3 separate regions of the Homo sapiens genome follow, and regions 2 and 3 are each linked to region 1. A link is a loop called in an ENCODE intact Hi-C map of the cell type or tissue named here. Cell type or tissue: heart left ventricle. All regions are shown on one strand.

Evidence for each region. Hi-C counts contacts between places; a loop is a spot of excess contacts. Peaks named below come from ENCODE experiments on the same cell type or tissue, not always from the same donor. Only the 100,000 strongest peaks of a DNase experiment are listed, where the experiment ranks them.
Region 2: it touches region 1 in a loop (17-fold over the local background); 60 of 110 quality-filtered maps call a loop at or near these places.
Region 3: a loop joins it to region 1, with 4 times the contacts of the local background. A loop is called at or near these places in 19 of 110 quality-filtered maps.

Annotation. Positions count from the first base shown.
Region 1 is chr1:168,338,146-168,346,145 of GRCh38, reverse strand. No RefSeq gene overlaps it. Among named protein-coding and RNA genes, the nearest start is that of MIR557, 33 kb to the left of the region's middle. In heart left ventricle, CTCF peaks have their summits at 2,387 (motif pointing right), 3,071 and 3,272 (motif pointing left); a DNase peak (open chromatin) is centred at 3,275; H3K4me3 peaks cover 589 bases; H3K27ac peaks cover 289 bases.
Region 2 is chr1:169,343,790-169,351,789 of GRCh38, reverse strand. The region is part of intron 1 of NME7 (NME/NM23 family member 7); the gene reads left to right. Among named protein-coding and RNA genes, the nearest start is that of NME7, 20 kb to the left of the region's middle. In heart left ventricle, a CTCF peak has its summit at 3,160 (motif pointing right); no DNase peak of the experiment used is centred here.
Region 3 is chr1:169,542,164-169,550,163 of GRCh38, reverse strand. F5 (coagulation factor V) reads left to right here. Exons shown (of 25, transcript NM_000130.5): 10 at 149-363; 11 at 3,572-3,722; 12 at 5,656-5,868; 13 at 7,050-8,000. Among named protein-coding and RNA genes, the nearest start is that of F5, 40 kb to the left of the region's middle. In heart left ventricle, a CTCF peak has its summit at 3,569 (motif pointing right); no DNase peak of the experiment used is centred here.

The sequences.
Region 1 (8,000 bases):
CAAGTATTATCTGCCTTAATCTCAAAACCGCACTGCAAACTAAGGATTATGGGGCCTCATCCTACACATGAGGTAGTTAAGGCTCAATAAGCTTTAAAAATTTTGTCAAGTATCTCAGCTCAGATATGCAGAGACAATGTTTCAAATTAGGTCTGCCAAGCTCCCAAGATGATGGAGCCTTTTCCACTCACCCATTCTGTTTTACCACAAAGTCAAGAACAAGAAAAACCTGCAGTGGAAGCAAGACCTTGATCCTTAGCAGCATCTGGCTATTTGGGGCCAGCTGCTCAGAGCCTCAAGAATAAAAAAAAAAAAAAAAAAAAAAAAAACAGCATTGATTTGGGCTCAAGTTCTCTCTTTTTTCCAGTTTTGACCATCACTTTCATGGTTACTTTGAATTTGGAGAGCATTTGTCTGGCTTTTCATAAAGAAAATTCTGGCCTGGCGCAGTGGCTCACTCCTGTAATCTCAGCACTTTGGGAGGCTGAGGTGGGCAGATCACTATGTCAGGAGATTGAGACCACCCTGGCCAACATGGTGAAACCCTGTCTCTACTAAAAATACAAACATTAGCTGGGCATGGTGGCGTGTGCCTGTAATCCCAGCTACTCAGGAGGCTGAGGCAGGAGAATCGCTTGAACCCGGGAAGCGGAGGTTGCAGTGAGCCGAGATTGCACTCCAGCCTGGTGACAGAGCTAGACTCCGTCTCAATAAAAAAAGAAAGTTCTACTTTTTCTACAGTAACCACACTGATACTCAGGGAAAAAAATGAATAAAACTACCTTTAAAAATCAAGAGAGAAGCTGGGCATAGAGGTGCAAGCCTATAATCTCAGCTACTCAGAAGGCTAAAGCAAGAGGGTCCCTTGGGCCCAGGATTTTAAGGCTGTAGTGTGCTGTGATCATGCCTGTGAATAGCCACTTCACTCCAGACTGGGCAAGGTGGCAAGACTCTGTCACTTAAAAAAAGAAATCAGGAAACAGAGGAGACAGTGAGACAGAGGGAAAACATTATGGCAAATTAACCCACATACAGCACCTTTTCATTTTGTTTTTTATCTGTCTTAACTCAGGTCACAACAACTCCATCCCTTATCATCAGGTATGTGTGTCCAGCACCTAACTATGTTAAACTGGGAACAGTTTAAGATACCCAAGTACAGCATGGACTTCAGTAACAAAAACCTTCCTGCCACTTCCCAACTGATTGCCCTAAGACAGTGCCCTTACTTAACTTCTCAGCCTCGGTTTCCTATCTATAGCATGAGCATAATCATCTTGGCTAACAGTGATAGGGCAAAGGTCAAATTCGGTAAAATATGTGAAATATCTGTAAGCTATAAAGCACCATGCCCATATTTTTGGACATTATGTTTTATACATCGATTTACTTAACATTCATCCTGGCAACCTCCTCATTTGCATGCCCTCTGGCAAACAGAAATCTAGGACACAGCACAGCAAACTTGGAAGCATAGAGAAAATGCAAACTATGAGCAAACCTAGCATAAACACACAGATTTACCAGGAAATCATTTATACTGTAAGCAAAGAAATAAATTTTGGTGCGTAAATGTAGGGGATTCATTATTAACTGAATCTTACTCTTTAGTCAAAGAAGGTTTCCTGAAGAAGGAGGGATGTCAGGCAATTTTTAAATACCAGAAAGTTGAGCCTAAGAAGCACTTATGAGGGGTAAGTAGTCCATTGACCCAGGACAGCAAGTAGATGTGTCTCATTCCATCACCCAGGCTACTAAGAGAAGAAGAGGGGTATGAGAAGACATTGAGTACATAGACCAAGTTCCCTGTTTCACTGTGAGTCACATGAAGACCCTGAAACGTGAGGATGTCAACTCAGAGCCCACAGATGGCAAAATCAGGATTCTTATCCTCTACATACTTACAAATCTCTACTACCCTTGGAATTCAGGGCTGCTTAGATGACAGACAGAAAAAGACAACGTATCTCATGGGGGCTCTCACGCTTGCTCTGATTCTGGCTTCCTCTCCTTGGCCTTTTGTATCATCTCCTGGGGGTCTCTAGAGCTACCTAAGTAGCTAACAAGCAAGCTGAAAAGCTCATCTTCAGCAAGATCACTTTTGCAAGCGTAACAGTCTCAGATGAAATAGATTGGCTTCTTAAAGGACTTTGGCAGCACTCAAAAAAAAATCCTTTTGAAGCAGCAGTGCATGTGAGAGGGAGTGGGGAGCAGGGATGGTGGGGTGGGCTTACGACATTCTAACAACCAGAGGTCTCATGATACCTTGGCTTTTCCTAGAGAGACAGGACTCAGGTGTTCTGGGCCCTAATGATCCACTCCTGTTTTCACTGCCTCCTCTGTCCCCCACTTGTCCTTGTCCTTCCTCTAGGAGGCAGCAATACAACAGGGCTGTGTTACACAGTGGGCTCGATCATCCACTCTCCAAAACGCTCAAAGAACACAGATGGACTCTTCCTTCTGAGTAAATCCTCCTCAATTAGAAAGCTCCTCGGCTGGCCCTATCTTAACATCTGCCTGAGGTCCATATACTGTCTACGAGATGCTCATTAGTACTGCAGGCCCTAGAGTCATCGGTAGACCTTGGACACCAGTAAAACATGTAGAACCATCTCCTCCAGAGCCAACAACTTATTATGAAACCTTCACATTTTCACTGCCAAGCAGGTAGCAGGGGGGCCTCAGAAAACCACAAGCTTTGTCTCTTTTCATACACCTCTAATATCGAGGTGTCAGGTCAGACAACTCTACCAAAACTGCAGTATAAAATCCTTTATACTGTAAGCAAATATATTTATTTCAATGGACCACTTAACCCTCATAAGTGCATCTTAGGCTCAGCTTTCTGGTATTTAAAAAATTGCCTGACACCCCTCCTTCTTCAGGAAACCTTCTTCGACTAAAGAATAAGATTCAGTTAATAATGAATCCCCTACATTTATATACCAAAATTTATTTTTTTGCTTACAGAACCAAATTTATTTCTTTGCACCAGGACCAAAATTGCATTATACCCTCCTCAAGAAGCTTCGTAAATGATTATTTGGTTTTGAACTTTGTTTTTGGTGTTTTGCCTGTCCTACTCAGAAGGCAGCTTTTATCCTGACGACGTTTCAGTTTTAGCTATGGCTCTCTCTAAAGCTGCTAGTTTTGTATGGGTAGCTCCTTCCTTAGAAGGAAAATCTGCAGTATCTTTTTTAAGTTCTGCGTCAGAAGACGGCCTGGACGGAGGGTGGGGTGACTGATGAGTTGGAGCTTTGCTGCCACCTGGTGTCCGACCGAGGAGGATGACGCAGTTCCCTAGATAAAGACTTGCAAGCTCTAGAGCCTCATCTGCTTTGCCGTGGGCGTGGGTGATTGTGCAGAGTTCTGGGTCACGCGCTTGGCTCTGATTTAAGGAGGTCAACCACACATACCCACGGGCAGAAAAACGGAGGCTGGCGCCTGCCGTCCCACCCCATCACCAGGACGAAAGGGGTGGGACCAGCACTCCCCATTTCCACAACCTTTCCCATGGCTTTTGGGTGACTTTTCCTGCGCTCCTCCCCCAATACGATATTCTCCCCTAAGGAATAAATGGAGAGACAGAGGGGGAAGCAGGAAAATGTAAGCAATGTGACTTTCTCTGGGGTCCTCATTCCCCTGCAGAGAGCTCTGAGGACTAAAACCAAGACTTGAAGGAGAAAAAGAGGTTTTAATATCCAAGCTCTGAAATCTCCAGGTTATGCAAACCATCAAAGTGATGTGAATGGCCTCCCGTAAGTAGGGATGGAGAGGACCCTGTGAACCAACTAGAAATAAACACTTAGGAAAAATAGCTTCAGCTTATTTAACTAAAGTTACGTCTGATGGCTGTTTGTGATTCCTCTGCAAGCTTGAACCTCTAATAGCACCTGCTATGTATTACGTATGCCCAAAGTGGGGACATTCATACAAGACTTCTTCACACTTTTAATAATGATAATGCTGTGAACTTTAGTTAATTAGAAGGATCGGGGACTGGGCAGCCTGATTAATTCAATTTTCTAGTTAACTAAGAGTTAATGTGGAAGTTATCCCTCTTTTCTAGGATTTTTGGTAGTTACAGCTCTCAGTGCTCATCTGTGTCTGTGGAATATTTCTGTCAATGTGAAGACTCTGACACATGCTTATCAAATTTTAGAAGATATAGGCTTGAAAGGTTTGGTAATGCGTTACATGGCAGAAGTCATTCAAAAGTAATTTAACGGGCTTATATTATGAGTTAAGACTAAAGTCCTGGAAATATATATTTTTTTAAGTTAACCATACAAATACAGGATGTTGAAACTTGGCTTAATAGCAGTTCATGTGGGAAGCCCCAGGCATTTTAGTAACCCAATGTGGCTGCCAAAAATGACAAAGCAGTCTTAGGCAGTGCTGAAAGAGAAAGGCAGTGTTGGGAGCAGGAAAGATGGGAGCTCTACTGAATATGCCATGGTGGGGTCATGTCTACAGATCTCCATTCTATTCTGCCTGCCACAGCAGAAAAGGAAAGGGAACTGATGAAAGTTTTAGAAATCACGGCATATGAGGAAAATTCAAAGCTGCTGACAATGTTTGCAGTAGAAGAATGGAAGGCCTAGGGAGAAACTGAAGAGCTATATTCAAACATGTGAAGGGTTGTCATGGGAAAAGAGGACAAGGCTTAGAGCTGTTAAAAGAAAAACTTTAGACAAAATAAATTTAACAGAGTTTATTTGTCCAAAGAACAACTCATGAGTTGGGCAGCACTCAGAACCAGAAGCAGTTCAGAAGACTGCTGCAGCAGCTTGGACAGCAAGTTTATGGGCTAAATGCAGAAGGAAGGCAAAGAAAACGTATTTCAATATCGACTAGAGTCTTTACCAGTCAGCAACCACAAACTAACTTCTGTTGGTGGTTTCTGACTGATAAAGGCGCTAGTTTCATTTCACTGTTTTATGCTGGGATTTGGTTTGCTTAGTGGGAACTTAAAGCCCAGGAGCCATTCCAGCCTAATGACCTCCCAATTTATATATATATTTTTTAATTATTATACATGACCTCCCAATTTAAAAAAATATTTTAGCAATTCCTCACCTATCAGCCTCTTGTTATGATAGATTGACCACAACATGGCCATAAACACCACTCCCTGTCATGATCATGGCTGGTTTTTCTTCTTCTCAGCACAAAACTCCTGAGTCACAACATCAGGCTCCTGGAAGAAATATTCCTTTTGTTGTTCACCCATTTTTGTCACCCTAACCACAGTGAGACCTTCTCTCATACCTTTAATGGCTACAGATATACATTTAATACCCTTGAAAGAATACAATGCACCAGGACCAGGGAGATTGCAATGAGGACTATAAGAGGATAATACCAAGACACTGGAGTATGCTCCTTAGCCAATGCCCCCATTAACCAGATCAACTAAAATGAACAAAATAAAAACAAAGGTTAATGGGTAGAACAAGCTATCAACTTAGTCTCTGGGTCCAGAGAGCAGTCAGTAGAGAAGATTTCTAGATTTAAACTCAGAATGTATTTTCCTGGTTTGTCATTTAAATGTCTCTGATTATGTCATTGGACATTTCAGTGTATTCCCTGAATGGTCCATGCATGCATCAATAGGCATGAGAGCTGTCCTCTAGAATTTAGATCAAGTTGTTTAACTATAGCTTGTAGCCTTCAGGAACAGAGGAGTTTATAGATGAAAGAATCTTGAGGATAATGAGTGAGGCTAGAATATGATATCCACAAGGCTACACTCTATTTTTCTGGTGAAATATAATTTTTCTCTCTACAGCTGGTCTCATTTCTACCAAAGATGATCACAATAAGACCAATTTGGTTGCAAAATATGTCCAGTCTCCAGTAAACTTGGCCTGATTATTTATCTAGGCGCAGCAAGAATAATGATTGACCATATGAGCTCTTTTAAGCCTTCTTTGTTGGGACTTTGAAGTAAGGAATCTAAAAGGGGACTTTCAAAAGCCTCTCCATGCTAAGAGGCCAAGCCAAGGACCCACCATCAAACTTTGCCTGCCATGTGTAAATTTTGGTGAATTGCTCTCTTCTCAAGATTCTCAAAATATTTTTAAGGCTCCCAGGTCTTCTTTTAATAAGACCAGGGAACCCTTCAAGACAGGTACCAAGCCAGTTTGCTACAAGGTGCTTTATTGGTGTTGAAAAGTCAATCTTCGTTCTTTAAAACTGTCTGGACCATGTGAGTATATTTACATTCTCAAGCATGACATTCCAGTCAAAGCCTTGGTAATATAACCAATGCTTCCAATTGTGTCCTGTAATAACAAAAACCAATTCTTATTGAACTTATGCGAATAACTATATTGCCATGAAAATAAGAATGCTCTTTCATAGTTTCTGAATTCTGAAGGGATCAGTAGGGATAAAATGAATGTTTCAACTTTGTTCACAAAGGTAAACTTTACCAAATTGCTATGTATAGCTAGCTTAAGAGAGAAGAAAAAGGCTCCCTTAAATCTGAAAAACAAAACATCAAAGAATCAGCAATGTTTCAAATGCAAAGACCATGAAAAACCATAATTCTTCTTCATCAGTTTGTTCAGTCCCATGAAATTAATCCTTCTTCTGCCTGATGTTGTGTTAGCAGGTTTTGTTTTGTTTTGGTTTGGTTTGGTTTGGTTTGGTTTTTCAGGTTTTTTTGTTTGTTGGTTGGTTGGTTTTTTTGAGACGGAGTCTCGCTATGTTGCTCAGGCTGGAGTACAGTGGTGCGACCTCCGCTCGCTGCAACTTCTGCCTCCCAGGTTCAAGCAATTCTCCTCCCTCAGCCTCCCGAGTAGCTGGGATTACATGTGCCCATCACCAATGTTGTGTCAGCAGTTTTATGAATCAATTATTTTCTTTATTAGAGTTCTGAAAATTCTTACCCAATTCAATGGTGCAGTATTAAAGTTAGAAACCAGTACTTGTCAGAGTCCTTTCTATGACTCTCCTTAAAGACTAAACACATTAGCATTATAGTTGATGAAACTTAATTTTAAGACTTAAGATGGTCATGGTTAAAGATCCGAAGAGAGTTCACTACAATAATGATGCAATTGACAAGGAAATGTGGTTATTTCTGTGGCATACAACATTTTAACACAATAATCAAAACTATGACAGATAACATCATACCAGGATGATATGGTTTGGCTGTGTCTTCACCCAAATCTCAACTTGAATTGTATCTCCCAGAATTCCCACCTGTTGTGGGAGGGACCCAGGGGAGGTAATTGAATTATAGAGGCTGGTCTTCCCCGTGCTATTCTCATGATAGCAAATAAGTCTCACAATATCTGACGGGCTTATCAGCGGTTTCTGCTTTTGCTTCTTCCTCATTTTTCTCTTGCTACCACCATGTAAGAAGTGCCTTTCACCTCCCACCATGCTTCTGAGGCCTCCCCAGCCATGCAGAACTCTAAGTCCAATTAAACCTCTTTTCGTTCCCAGTTTTGGGTATGCCTTTATCAGCAGCATGAAAACGAACTAATACAGTAAATTGATACCAGTACAGCGGGGTGTTGCTGAAAAGATACCTGAAAATATGGGAGTGACTTTGGAACTGGGTAACAGGAAGAGTTGGAACAGTTTGGAGGGCTCAGAAGAAGACAGGAGAATGTGGGAAACTTTGGAACCTCCTAGAGGCTTGTTAAATGGCTTTGACAAAAATGCTGATAGTGATATGAACAATAAGGTCCAGGCTGAGTTGGTCTCAGATGGAGCAGATGGAGATGAGGAACTTGTTGGGAACTGGAGCAACGGCAACTCTTGTTATGTTTTAGCAAAGAGACTGGTGGCATTTTACCCCTGCCCTAGAGATTTGTGGAACTTTGAACTTGAGGGAGATTATTTAGGGTATCTGATGTAAGAAATTTCTAAGCAGCAAAGCATTCAAAAGCTGACATGGGTGCTGTTAAAAGCATTCCATTTAAAAAGGCAAACAGAGCATAAAAGTTCAGAAAATTTGCAGCCTGACAATGCAATAGAAA
Region 2 (8,000 bases), 1.0 Mb before region 1:
ATAGTAGCCATCAATGATCTTTTGAATTTCTGCAGTATCATTTGTAATGTTTCCTTTTTCATCTCTGATTTTATTTGTTTGGGCCTTCTGTCTATTTTTCTTACTCTGACTAAAGGATTATCAATTGTGTTTATCTTTTCAAGGAACCAACTTTTTGTTTCATTGATCTTTTGTATTTTTTTTTCATTTCAAATTCATTTATTTCTGCCATGATCTTATTATTTCTTTTCCTCTAATTTTGGTTTCAGTTTGCTCCAGGTTTTGTAATTTTCTAAGGTTCATCATTAGGCTATTTATTTGAAGTTTTTCTCTCTTTTTTTTTAATGTAGGCACTTAGAGCTATAAATTTCCCTCTTAATACTGCTTTCACTGAATTCCCTAGCTAGTAGCATTCCATAACTAATAGTATATTGTGTTTCCTTTATCGTTTGTATCAAGAAAATTTGCAATTTTCTTTTTAATTTCTTCATTGACCCACTGGTCATTCAAGTCATAAAGTCTTAGATCTGAAAGAGACCTTTGATTTTGGTTAACATCAGTGATTATGAAATTGAGGTTATGATGTATCACTGGATTGTAGGCGCTAAATTGTAAGTAATAGACAGCTTTTAAAAAAAGGTATAAAAATATCAGTACATTTCACATATTGAGAATAAGAATTGTTTTTGAGAATTTTATTCCAGTTGTAGGGCATGTGTGTGTGTGGTTGTGGGTGGATGTGGGTGTGGGTGTGTATTGGTCCCAATGGAAACTGTGGTTCTTACTATAGGTTAAGAAATAGGGGAAAAAGAAAAAAGAAAAAAAAGAAAGAAAAAAGGAAACAGGAAAATGTTTTTGAACTATTGATCTAGTCTTATTCCCAAATTTTATAGCTAAAGAAACTAGTTGGGACATACTGAAAGGCCCACATGTCTTCTACCTCAGTGTGATGATCCCATTTACATGTGATGTGCATGTCTGTATGTGTATATGACTATTCCACATTGAAGTAATTCTAATTTCCAAACGAAGGAAAGAAATTACAAAGTTTATTTAGTTAATACCATATCAGTAAGTGCTCACATCACTTCTCTATTTTTAATCTCTTTTATGTTTGCCTTATTTTTCTTTTTTTCCCTCTTTTCTTGAATATCCTTCTATTTCTCTAGGAAAGAAAGATATACAACGTGAAGCTAGAGAGAGGGAGAGAAAGAAATCCAGGACCAATAAAGAGGGAGAGGGACAGACATCCAAAATCTAGGAGACAAAAGAGAGAAACATCCAGGGCCAAGCAGAAGTAGAGGCATCTCTGCCCCATCACTCCTGCTTTCTTCAAGATCCCCTCTGCGTTTTGCACAGGCTGTAGTCTTCTGGGAAGGCAGTGCTGGTGGAGAATGGATCCATCTACTTTCAAAGACATGCATTGGGAATTTATTAATACCTCTCTATCCTGCTGTCTGGCTCTCTGAGTTGGGACTCAGTAATGTACTAAGGAGAGTGAGCTCCTTGAGAGCAGGGCTCTTTCCTTCCTTCCTTCCTTCCTTCCTTCCTTCCTTCCTTCCTTCTTTCTTTCTTTCTTTCTTTCTTTTCTCCCTTTCTTTCCTTTCTTTCCTTCCTTTCCTTCCTTTCCTTCCTTTCTTTCTTCTTTCTTTCTTTCTTGGCACGATCTTGGGTCACTGCAACCTCCACCTTCCAGGTTCAAGTGATTCTCCTGCCTCAGCCTCCTGAGTAGCTGGGATTACAGGCACCCACCACCACACTCCGCTATGTTTTTGTAGTTTTAGTAGAGGCAGGGTGTCACTATGTTGGCCAGGCTGGTCTCGAACTCCTGTCCTCAGGCAATCCATCTGCCTCGGCCTCCCAAAGTGCTGGGATTACAGGCATGAGACACCATGGAGGTAGGGCTTATTTCTTACTCACTCTTGTAGTCCCTCAGTAATAGCTTGCTTAGAAAACTATTCTAATTAATACACTGAGCTTTTGAGATACTGTTCCTTTTATACAGTTACATTCTTACTAATACAAATGAGAAATCTATAGCCTTAAAGAAAGGATTAGGCTAAAAAGGGACTTAATTTTGGAAAATTTGTAAGGAGCTTGATAAAATGAATCCAGGGTTTTAAAAAAAGAGGTTCTGTTACACACACAACACACACACACTAAATAGACATACATTGTGGATTAAACCTTTTTTAAAAATGTCATGAGAAAGATATTCTTGAAATGATTTAATAGCATTTTTTAAATTATTGTTTTTAATTGTTTAAGATACTGTTATGTAATTTGTTAGATGTTAGAAAGCAAGCGAAAGGAATTTATTAGATGTTAGAAAGCAATGGAAGAGAATTCACTGAATGTCACGCATATTCCATAAGAGTGGCTGTTTGATAATTTCATCAATAAATTTAAAAACTTTAAACTTATTTGGGGCTGACTGGGCAAAGGATAACCCCCCCACCCCAGATTGGGTCCTCTTTTATGCAAGGAATTAGAGAGAAATGAAATTGTTGACCTGGCACAAGCTATCCTTTCATTAAAATGTTTCCTAAAGTCCCGATGACTGGAGGGGATATATTAAAAACAAAAGGAGGCTGCTCTTCCTATGGAGTAGGCATTCTTTTATTCCTTTACTTTCTTAATAAACTTGCTCTCACTTTTCTTTAAAAAAAGAAACTTATTAACTTATTCTTTAAAAAAGAATGGGAAATCTCTTTTTCTTAATAGTTAATATCTATCACTTATTGAATGCCTACTGTATATTCTTTTCACATAAGGAAACCTCAGTTTTTTAAAATACCCAAGATTATACGCTAGAAAGCGGTAGGGCCCAAATTTGAACCTATTTAGCCTAGAACCTCATGTTCTTTCTAGCCTACTACTTAGGGTCACGATGTTTAAAATTTTTTTTTTTTTTGAGTTAACTCTTTCTTTTGCTTTTATGTAGCTATAGAAATTTAACTTCCTTTTCAAAAACTCAGTTTCTAGTGGATATAGGTGATATACATTTTTTTCAGGAATTCATAATTCATATTTTGATACTTGACTAGGGCTCTGCAAAATTACTATGGTTTAATGAATAACTACAGGGCTAAAATTGAGGGTATTTGTGAAATGGCTTTGTGAAATGGCTTTGTGAAATGGCTTTTTGGGCAGGATATGTTAAATCCACATTGAACACTAGGTGGCACTCTTCCATCATTGGACACTTTCAGGAAAAGCTATCCTTTATGGATTTTATTAGTTGCTTATTAATTTTAATCATATTGAAGTGGCATTCGAATGCTATTCATCTAGAAATCACAGATGTACACAGTATCACAGATTATTTCTCATAAAGTCAAAGACACACGTTTTTCTTTCCTAAATTAGAAAACTTTAGCCTAAATGATGAAACAAATGGTCATCTTTGGGATTAAGCTTGAAAATGTGGGTTTTTTTTTTTTTTTGCTTTTTTTTGGAATCTGTTACTTTACCAAAATATCCTTTGACTTATTTTTAAAAACTTAATCAGGAAACTACAAAATAAAAATAATGTTTGAATTACATGAGGTAATATAGGCAAATGCATTCCAAAGAAAACACTGTCTTAATATCTTCTTCAGATAGACTGTCTGATGATCACTACTTCTAACACTTGTGGATGTATTTAAGACTTTTACCACTTTTATAAAGGTACATTAGTGGTTACAGCCACTTAAGTCTGTATCACTTTATTGTAAACACAGTATTTTCTCCATTGACTAATATTCAAAAAGACTCATTCTTTTTCTCATGATGAAAATGCTATCAGAATCAGTAGCCAACTGTAGCTAATGCAGAATAGTAGTAATTTGCAATGCATGTAAATCTATATGTATATTTAGCATCTGCAGCATTTGGTATATGACATACAGGAAAAAATGGAACCATTTTGGTTTGCATATTTTGCATAGAGCTACTTTTCTCTATCTCTGCAACCAGGGCTGCTACATACTACATATAGGACATTGCACAATTATGAGTGAGTTGCTGATATTCTTATTTATTACGTATTTTTCTAACACGTGGCAGTAAAGTGTTCTCAGGAAGGCACAACTTTTTCTGTTTGCACAGGAGTACTAGATGGACTAAAGAATAGTCTTTTCAGATTTCTTAGCAATGATACTGCTCGTCTATGCCATTGGCTCTTATTCTTGAAAGAAAAAAGAATACGAGAGGAGGGAGCACAGGAGAGAGAAGGTGATATAAAAGTACCATTCCAGGATGCATCTAATTTACTACAAATGTCAGGGTGGGTTTAGGGCCTCTACAATGGACAGATGCCACAGGATGCCATCCCACTGTATCTTCTCCTCATACTCTACCTTCAAATCATACTGGCTTTGTTTGTTAAACTTGCCAACGTCCATCTTCCTCCCAAAGCTTTATACTTTTTGTCTACCTGGAATGTATTTTTACCCCAGGTTTCTGCATGACTGGCTTTTCCTCATCCCGTTTTGACATCTCAGATCAAGTGTAGTTGTTATTCTAGTTGAAGGGGTACTCCCTAGCTCACTACCCCAATAATTGGCATGTTTACCTATTTATCCTATTGTTTTTGTAACACAATTTATTTATTTACTTACATTTTTAGAGATGGCGTCTCACTGTGTCGGTCAGGCTGGAGCGCAGGGGTATGGTCATAACTCCAACTCCTGGGCTCAAGTGATCTTCGTGCCTCAGCCTCCTGAGTAGCTGCAATTACAGGCACGAGCTATGATGTCTGGCTATAACACATATTATTACAAGAATTATATATATTTTTTATTTTTACATTCTATAAGGAGAGACAGAAAATTAGTAAGTAAGCTCCATGTCAACAGGGCCTTGTCTGTCTTCTGTCTTGAATATCCCCAGTGTCTGTTGCAGTGCCTGGCAAAGAGAAGCCATTCAGTATTTGTTGAATGAATGAAGGCATGAATAAATTCAACTTTTAAGGCATAACTAATATTTCAATTGATGATAGCTAGCAGAGTTCTGCTTTCTAAATTTATTCATTCAACAAATACTTAATAGATATCTGATATATGCAATGCATATACCTAGTCCCTTGGGATGCATCCATAAATAAAACAGACAAAAGTCTCTGCCCTAAAAGGGCTTGCATTCTTTTGGGGCAGATATGCAATAAGCAATAAACATATGAAGTATAGTATACATTATATTTGAAGGTAAATAAGTGCTACGGGAAAAAAATGAGCAGGGTAATGAATGTTGGGGGTACTGATAGTGGTGTTGAATGTAATTTAAAGGGAAGTGGCCAGAGTTAGTCTTGTGGAGAAGATGATGATACCTGAGCAAAGTCTTGAGGGTGAGAAAAGATAAGCCATGTAAATATTGGGGAAAAAGTATTCCAGGAAATAAGACAGTCAGCGGACAGACTTTTTTAGGTGGGAGCATGCCGTATGTTCAAGAAACAGTGTGGCTAAGGCAAAGTAAGCAAGAGTGACAGTTGTGGGAGATGAAGTCAGACGGATCACTGGAGGCCAGATCTTGGAGGGCTTTGTGGGCTATTGAAAGTGGGTTGACATTATTCTCATAGGCTGAGTTGGCAAATTTTAAGCAGAGGAATGAGGTGATACAATTTATATTTTTACAGAATCCTCTCTGGCTGTATTTTTTTGAGAGAAGCTGTAGGGGGCAAAGATGGAAGTAGAGAGGTTAGTTATGAGGCTATAATCTAGGTGAGGGAGTATGGTGGCTTGGAGTAGGGGGTTTGCAGTGGAGGTAGTAAAGTGGCTAGAATGTGTATATGTTTTGCAGGTAGATCTAATAGGATTTCCTGATGAATTAGATCTATGGTCTGAGAGAAAATGAGTCAAGGATAGAGTTAAAAGATGACCCTAGGATTTTGTCCTGAGCAATGGTAAGGATAGCGTTGCTGTTAACTAAGATGCGGAAGACTGGTGAAGAAGCCAATTTGTGTTAGGGGGCTGGGAGCAGGATTTCAACTTGGGGCTTGTTAAACTAGAGCTGTCTAACATCTAAGATAAAAGGCAGTTGGATAGATATATGCAACTAAAATTTAGAGGGAGTGGTCTGGCCTGAGCACTGTCAATATGTAGATTATATTTAAAGCCATGAGACTAGATAAGATGATAACAGAGTGAGTGTAGCTAAAGATTAAGGGTCCAAAGACCAAGTTGTAGAGTATGCTGACACTCTAACATCAAGAAACCAAGGAGAAATGCCTGTACTGGAATAGAAGAGAGGTTTCAAATCAGCAACTTAAGGTTCTACCTTAAAACAAAAAACAAAAAAAGGCAGAGTGTGATGGTTCACTCATGTAATCCCAGCACTTAGGGAGGCAAAGTTAGAGAATCACTTGAGGCCAGGAGTTTGAAACTAGCCTAGACAACATAGTGAGACCCCCCCATCTCTACTAGAAAATAAAAAGAGAACAGAAAAAGAAAAATAAGAACAAATTAAACCTAAAGGAAATAGAAAAGAAAGGAGATAAGTATTGGAGTAGAAAACAGTAAAATAGAAAATGGAGAAAATCAATGAAACTAAAAATTAGTTATTGGAAACAATTAACATAGGCAAAACTTTGGTTAGACTGACCAAGAAAAAAGACTGAAGATACAAATTATCAAAATCAGGAATGAAAGAGGAGACATCGCTCCTATCCCTGCAGAAATTAAAAGGATTATAAGGGAATACTATGAACAACTTTATCCCATTAAATTAGACAACTTAGAGGAAATGGGCAAAATCATTGAAAGACATAACTACTAAAACTCAAGAAGAAATAGAGAATCTGAATAGAGTTATACTAAATAAAGCAATTGAATTAGTAACTAAAAATCATTCTACAAAGCTCATACCCAGATGACTACTCTCATGAATTCTATTCAACATTTAAATAATAAATAATAGCAATCTTTCACAAACTTTTCTGGAAAACAGAGGAGGAAGTACAACTCACTCAGCGAAGCCAGTATTGTCCTATACCAAGCCAGATGAAGACATTGCAAGAAAAGAAAACTGCAGACCAACATCATGAATAGAGGTGAAAAAATCTTCAGTAAAATATCAGCAATATTAGCAATACATAGAATGGATTATATACCATGATCCAGTGGGATTTATGCCAAAAAGATTTAACATCAAAAATCAATGAATATAACACAAAAAATAGTGAAATAAAGGATAAAACACACATAATTATCGTTAGACACAGAAAAACACTTTACAAAATCAAATACCATTCATAATAAAAATTCTCAACAAATTAGAAGTAGAAGTGAACTTTGAACTAAGGGGATTCATGAAAAAGCTGCAGCTAGCAACATATTTAAATGGCAAGTGTGAATGCTTTCTTCCTGAGATTGGGAACAAGGCTAGGATGTGTGCTCTCACAATTTTATACAACACTGGAATGGAAGTTCTAGCTGGTACAGTCAGGCAAGAAATAAATGAAAGACATCTAGACCGGAGAGGATAAAACTGCCTTTATTCACAGAGGATGTGACCCTGTATATAGAAAATCCTAAGGATTCCACAAAAAAGTTACTACAACTAATGTGTTCATCAAAGTTGCAGAATACAAGACCAATTGATTTCACAAAAATTAATTATATTTCCATATACTATAATGAACACTCTGAAAAAGAGATTAAGAAATTAACTCCACTTACAATGACACCAAAAGAATACTCAGGAATAACTGAAAGAATTGTACACTGAAAACTACAAAACATTGCTGAGTAAAATTAAAGACCTAAATAAATGGAAACATTCAAACTTCATGGATTAGAAGACTTAATGTGGTTAAGGTGGTGATTCTCTCTAAATTAGTAGATAGATTTAGTGCAATTCCTATCAAAATCCCAGTGGGCATTTTTGCAGAAATTGACGAGCTGATCCTAAATTTGATATGGAAATGTGAAGGGCCCAGATTAGCCAAGGTGTTTTAAACAAGAACAACAAAACTGGAAGACTTATACTTTCTGGTTTCAAAACTTACTACAAAGCTACAGTAATCAATTCAATGTGGGCCA
Region 3 (8,000 bases), 1.2 Mb before region 1:
CCTAGAACTTAAAGTATAATTTAAAAAAAATAAAAATAAAAGAATTCCTTTTGCAATATTAATTGGTTCCAGCGAAAGCTTATTTATTTATTTATTATCATGAAATAACTTTGCAAATGAAAACAATTTTGAATATATTTTCTTTCAGGCAGGAACAACACCATGATCAGAGCAGTTCAACCAGGGGAAACCTATACTTATAAGTGGAACATCTTAGAGTTTGATGAACCCACAGAAAATGATGCCCAGTGCTTAACAAGACCATACTACAGTGACGTGGACATCATGAGAGACATCGCCTCTGGGCTAATAGGACTACTTCTAATCTGTAAGAGCAGATCCCTGGACAGGCGAGGAATACAGGTATTTTGTCCTTGAAGTAACCTTTCAGAAATTCTGAGAATTTCTTCTGGCTAGAACATGTTAGGTCTCCTGGCTAAATAATGGGGCATTTCCTTCAAGAGAACAGTAATTGTCAAGTAGTCCTTTTTAGCACCAGTGTGATAACATTTATTCTTTTTTTTTTTTTGTCTTGTCTATTTTTATCAGTACCATCACTGCCGAAGGCAAGTCTAGAGTGTGATAACATATTTTGTCTTAGTTTCAAATTCCAGGTCTGTTGGTATTGGATGTGTTGAGCAAGTTGATTAGCCTTTCCTAATTTCTTCCTTTTATCAAATGGGTAATAACCCTCCTAAAAATGTTACAGGTCTGTTTGGGGGTTCAGTGAGATACCATCTGGTAAAAGTATAAAGCTCTTTACCAGTCTTTGCTATTTTTAGAGACCTGCAATAGGGAGACAGAGGAGAGATTCTCTGAAAGCAACCAAATTTAGAGACATAGTTCCTAGTGAAATTGGACCCAGATTATGGCCCATCTCTGTTGAGACTAAAGTATACAGAAGAATGTGAACAAAGATACTGAATTTCTGAGTTTGTCTTCATTGAAGAATTGTAGTCTCATATTATTAAACTAAAATTCCCAATTATGCTAAACTGTAACCAAAGAGGTCTTATCTCAAGGCATACAAAATAAACATATGCCTAGAAAAAGCAGAAATGAATTTCTGGACATATGGAAGATCCTGATTTATTGAGCTAGGAAAGGAAACAGGTAGTAGAAGCATAAGGCTTTTCTATTGCAACCTTCTCTTTCATCCTTTGCACTTATTCAGAGCATATTCAGTCAATCATTCATGTTGAAAGGTGTGCAATTACAGAGATAGACAGACTTTCAGCTGCCATAGCGAAATGAGATTTTTCTTTTGGGATTTGTTTTTTTTTTTTTTTTCTTTTGAGACAGAGTCTCACTCTGTCACCCAGGCTGGAGAGCAGTGGCACCATTTTAGATCACTGCAACCTCTGCCTCCTGGGTTCAAGTGATTCTCCTGCCTCAGTCTCTTGAGTAGCTGGGATTACAGGCGCCCGCCACCACCCCCATGTAATTTTTGTATTTTTTAGTAGAGACAGGGTTTCACCATGTTGGCTAGGCTGGTCTCGAACTCCTGACCTAAGGTGTTCCACCTGCCTCAGCCTCCCAAAGTGCTGGTATTACAGGTGTGAGCCACTGTGCCCGGCTCTTTTGGGATATTTTAATCTCTGAATTTTCTTATCTGTTCTGTTTGCTTTTGCATATTACCTTTAGCTCTAACAAGTGCTGTGTACACAATGGACTCTCATAAATGCCTGAATTATATGGCTTCAGTAGTTCCAAGAACTATGTCACTTTGGTTTCTGAGAACTCAGTGGTGTAGATAATTTGCTGCAATGTTAATGACTGAATACAGCACTTTTTTTTCTTTTTTTTTTACTCTTAAGTTCAGGGGTACTTATGTGCAGGATGTGCAGGTTTGTTACATAGGTAAACATGTGTCATGGAGGTCTGTTGTACTTACTACTTCATCACCCAGGTATTAAGCCTAGTATCCATTAGTTATTTTTTCTGATCCTCTCCCTCTTTCCACCCTCCATCCTCTGATAGGCCCCAGTATGTATTGTTCCCTTCTATGTGTCCATGTGTTCTCATAATTTAGCTTTCACTTGTAAGTGAAAACATGCAGTATGTGGTTTTCTGTTCTTGCGTTAACTTGCTTAGAATAATGGCCTCCAGCTCCATCCATGTCCCTGCAAAGGACATAATCTTGTTCTTTTTGATGGTCACATAGTATTCTATGGTGTATATGTACCATATTTTCTTCATCCAGTCTGTCATTGATGGGCATTTGGGTTGATTTCATGTCTTTGCTATTGTGAAGAGTGCGAAAATGAACATACGCATGCATGTGTCTTTATAACAGAATGATTTATATTCCTTTGGGTACATACCAAGTAATGGAATTGCTGGGTTCAAAGGTATTTCTGACTTTAGGTCTTTGAGGACTCACCATGGTATCTTCCACAATGGTTGAACTAATTTACACTCCCACCAAGAGTGTATAAGTGTTCCTTTTTCTCCACAACCTTGCCAACATCTGTTAGTTTTTGACTTTTTAATAATAGCCATTCTTATTGGTGCGAGATGGTATCTCATTGTGGTTTTGATTTGCATTTCTCTAATGATCAGTGATGTTGAGCGTTTTTTTCATATGCTCTTTGGCCACATGTGTGTCTTCTTTTGAAAAGTGTCTGTTCCTGTCCTTGGCCTACTTTTTAATGGGGCTGTTTGTTTTTTTCTTGTAAATTTAAGTTCCTTATAAATGCTCCATATTAGACCTTTGCCAGATGCATAGTTTGCAAAAATTTTCTCCCATTCTGAATGTTGTCTGTTTACTCTCTTGATAGTTTCTTTTGCTGTGCAGGAGCTCTTTATTTCAATTAAATCCCATTTGACAATTTTTGCTTTTGTTGCTATTGCTTTTGGCATGTTCGTCATGAAAGCTTTGCCCATCCCTATGTCCCAAATAATATTGCCTAGGTTGTCTTCCAGGGTTTTTGTAGTTTGGGGTTTTACGTTTAAGTGTGTTGTTGTTGTTTTTTGTTTGTTTGTTTCTGTTATTTTTGAGATGGAGTCTCGTTCTGTTGCCCAGGCTGGAGTGCAGTGGTACGATCTCAGCTCACTGCAACCTCTGCCTCCCATGTTCAGGTGATTCTCCTGCCTCGGCCCCTCGGCCTCCCGAGTAGCTGGGATTACAGGCATAAGCCACGATGCCTGGCTAATTTTCTTTTCTTTTCTTTTCTTTTCTTTTTTTTTTTTTTTTTAGTAGAGACGGGTTTTGCCATGTTGACCAGACTGGTCTTCAACTCCTGACCTCAGGTGATCCACCCGCCTTGGCCTCCCAAAGTGCTGGTATTACAGGCGTGAGCCACCGCGCCAGGCCTACATTTAAGTCTTTAATCCATCTTGAGTTAATTTTTGTATATGATGTAAGAAAGGGGTCCAGTTTCAATTTTCTGCCTACGGCTAGCCAGTTTTCCCAGAACCATTTATGGAATAGAGAATCCTTTCCCTATTGCTTGCTTTTGTCACAGATCAGATAGTTGTAGGTGCGCAGCCTTATTTCTGAGTTCTCTATTCTGTTCCATTGGTCTATGCGTCTGTTCTTGTACCAGTACTATACTGTTTTGTCCTCCAGAGGGCAGCAGACATCGAACAGCAGGCTGTGTTTGCTGTGTTTGATGAGAACAAAAGCTGGTACCTTGAGGACAACATCAACAAGTTTTGTGAAAATCCTGATGAGGTGAAACGTGATGACCCCAAGTTTTATGAATCAAACATCATGAGCAGTAAGTCAGAGTACTATTTTTGTTCATCAGTTTTTCATTCCTGTGGTTGAAATATGACTGTGCCTAGAGTCAGAGACATGGATTAAAATCTACTCGCTAAGGGGCACCTCCAATCCTCACTTCCAGTCCAAAGACTTGGTGATGAAATCCGTGGGTGACATCATAGCAACATTTTTAAGCAAGAGGTCAAAGGCTCACATCCTTAGAAATGCGTTTGATCTTCTATTCCAAGCGTGTGTGTGTGTGTGTGTGTGTGTGTGTACACAGACATACTCTGCGTGGTGAGGAAAAGGGTGAGAGAGTAGGACTAATGGAAGGTGTTATAGTCCATGTCAATAGTATCCTAGACTGAGTTCAGGGTGAATATATGGCTAGGACAGAAAGAAGGCAAGTAATCCAAAGATGGATTGACACATCAAAGTAGAGCAAAATGAGTATAGGGACCCAAGAGTCTTGGAAAGGCATGCATGAAGACATTTCAAGTGATCAGTAAGATTTTCAGAACAAAAGGAATTCCCTGAATGAGGGTTCCGGCATTTGCTGCAGTTCTAAAGTTCAGTGGCCAAAAGCACTGCCATGGCAGTCTGAGAGAAATGTCACTGAGCCAGCTGGAAGCAAACTTCTCCACAACAGCCAGGGTCCCCCTACTGATCCTCAGAGTCTAGAGTCATGGTAATCACCTTCTCTAGTAGGTAATCACACATGTGAGGATGATTTCTGCATGTTCTGTTCATATAGCTTCAGATGACTGACAGCTAGGGATTATCAGAGCTGACAGGTGCCAGGTCAAATAATTCAAACAGAAAATTACTCTCAGCTTTCTTTGCATAACTTCCTTTTGGCAGTGAATCTATCATAGTTCTAGACCAGTGCTGTCCAATAGAAACTACGTATGAGCTACATGCGTAATTTAAAATTTTCTGATAGCAACATTAAAAAGTAAAGAGAAATAGGTGACATTAATTTTAGTAATATGTTTTACTTAACTCAGTATATCCTGAATATTATCATTTCAACATGTAACCAATATAAAAATTAATGAGACTTACTTTATTACTAAGTCTTTGAAATTCAATGTATATTTTATACTCACAGCATATCTCAGTCCAGTCTACCCATATTTCAAGTGCTCGATAACCACTTGTAGCCAGTGGCTACCATATTGAACAATGCAGTTATAGACCATTTAGAAAAACATCTAGAATGAGGTATAAACTAATAATACATCATGTAAATTATTAAAGTCACTTAAGTGATTTAAGTAGGTATTTAAATATTTGTTAATGCCAGTCATTATACTGGTACTAAGGCTAAGAGTGGTAATCGAGGTAGACATGAGCCCTGCCCTTGTAGAAATCATACCTTTGGTTTTTTACTATGCTTAGTACATAAGTAAATAAAAATATTGCCTACAGCAGTGTCCCTTTTAACAATAATGAAATGTATGAACTGGATACTCAAATGGAAACTGTGAATACTATGTAGATTATAAGACAGCAATAAAAACTATAAAATATGCTAAATGGGCTTTATTTTTAGGGACATTACTTCTTACCCAATGACTAATATATCAAAAAGATGAATTTCTTATATTATGCTTTTCCTCCAAGTGGAATTATTAGAATATCTTTAAAGGCAGAGAATGGAGCACAAAATATTTACTATACATTTGATGAATGACTAAATCAATGTAAATGGAAGGCTTTATCTTTTTCCTGAGATTTCTCCTTTGGCTAATTTAGGAGAATAATCTCTCATTTGAAAATTCTGAGTTTGATCTTCTAGTCACATGTTAGACTAGATAAAGCTTATCTTGGATAATCACTGCTTTGACACAACCAAATTAACATGGAGACATTTATCTTAGGTATAATTAGACACATGCCCTTTTGTTGGCATAGACTTGGAATTTTAACAGATTTTACACTTTCAGCTATCAATGGCTATGTGCCTGAGAGCATAACTACTCTTGGATTCTGCTTTGATGACACTGTCCAGTGGCACTTCTGTAGTGTGGGGACCCAGAATGAAATTTTGACCATCCACTTCACTGGGCACTCATTCATCTATGGAAAGAGGCATGAGGACACCTTGACCCTCTTCCCCATGCGTGGAGAATCTGTGACGGTCACAATGGATAATGTTGGTGAGTAAGAGTCTGGACACTCACAGAGGAAGCTTGCTTTGAATTTCTGGTCTATAAAGGTCTGCTGCAACTCTCCAGGCTACCAGTGCTCCTCTATGTATCTCCCTGACCCCCTGCAGGCTTTTCTTTCAATGTTTCTCATGATTTCTCTTTGAGAAATTAATGACTTAAATGGATCCAGTTCTTTAGTGTGGGTTATATTTTTCCTTCTCTGGGCAAAGTAGGAAGTAAAAATATACAACAGCAGAAAAATAAGGCATAACTCTGAGGAAGAAGCATAAATATTTTGGCCACAAAAGAGCATTTCTTTTATCAAAATGCCCTATTCGGTTTTTTGCAACAGTCATCTTCAATCATCAGGTACAGTGCCTTAAAGGCTGCTTCAGCAACAGCTTTGGAGTTTGTCAGACTGGAATGCAAGTCCTGATCTGCCAATCGATTGCTGTGTAACCTTACACAAGTTACTTGGCCACACTGAGCCACAAGTCATTTATCTGGAAAACAGTGTAATCACATCTCACAGAGTTACTTTGACCATTAAAATAGTAATATGCGCCAAGTGCCTAGCACTCAGTAGACACCAACAATGGTAACTATTGGAGACTCACCAAGAAATCTTTGATGTTCCAGCAATGCATGCCATTTCAGAGATTCAAAATTGTCCTCGTGAATTATTACTTAGAAACATCTAAATGTCTCTTATTTGTGGGGATAGAGCTCATCACCATCCCTTTAATTCTAAGACAAGATGTGCTGTTAGGATATTTATGATATTAAAAGTCCATTTTATTCTTGATTCATCCCTTTCTTAATATATTTTAAAATAGTGAGCAACTATCTGTGCTGAAAGACCTTTTTTCCCCTCTAATCTCCACTAAGCAACACTTTTGTTTTTTATTCTGTTAAGCGAGATGAACGCACTGGTCATGTGCTTAGAGTCACAGCAATGTCAAATTGCTTTAGAAAAACAAAAGTTTACTAAATATTTCATTCTCATTTTTCTCTCCTTGTGTTATTTTGACCCAGTAATCAATAGGTCACAGACAAGCAGTGGTCCACAGCCCATACTTGAATATTCCTGACGAAAGTTTATTAGAAATTACCTGCCACAATGGATTATTGTGTTTTCATGTCTTTTCCCAGACTTCCAGATCTCTCTTCTGTCTGTCTCTCTTCTGTAGGAACTTGGATGTTAACTTCCATGAATTCTAGTCCAAGAAGCAAAAAGCTGAGGCTGAAATTCAGGGATGTTAAATGTATCCCAGATGATGATGAAGACTCATATGAGATTTTTGAACCTCCAGAATCTACAGTCATGGCTACACGGAAAATGCATGATCGTTTAGAACCTGAAGATGAAGAGAGTGATGCTGACTATGATTACCAGAACAGACTGGCTGCAGCATTAGGAATCAGGTCATTCCGAAACTCATCATTGAATCAGGAAGAAGAAGAGTTCAATCTTACTGCCCTAGCTCTGGAGAATGGCACTGAATTCGTTTCTTCAAACACAGATATAATTGTTGGTTCAAATTATTCTTCCCCAAGTAATATTAGTAAGTTCACTGTCAATAACCTTGCAGAACCTCAGAAAGCCCCTTCTCACCAACAAGCCACCACAGCTGGTTCCCCACTGAGACACCTCATTGGCAAGAACTCAGTTCTCAATTCTTCCACAGCAGAGCATTCCAGCCCATATTCTGAAGACCCTATAGAGGATCCTCTACAGCCAGATGTCACAGGGATACGTCTACTTTCACTTGGTGCTGGAGAATTCAAAAGTCAAGAACATGCTAAGCATAAGGGACCCAAGGTAGAAAGAGATCAAGCAGCAAAGCACAGGTTCTCCTGGATGAAATTACTAGCACATAAAGTTGGGAGACACCTAAGCCAAGACACTGGTTCTCCTTCCGGAATGAGGCCCTGGGAGGACCTTCCTAGCCAAGACACTGGTTCTCCTTCCAGAATGAGGCCCTGGAAGGACCCTCCTAGTGATCTGTTACTCTTAAAACAAAGTAACTCATCTAAGATTTTGGTTGGGAGATGGCATTTGGCTTCTGAGAAAGGTAGCTATGAAATAATCCAAGATACTGATGAAGACACAGCTGTTAACAATTGGCTGATCAGCCCCC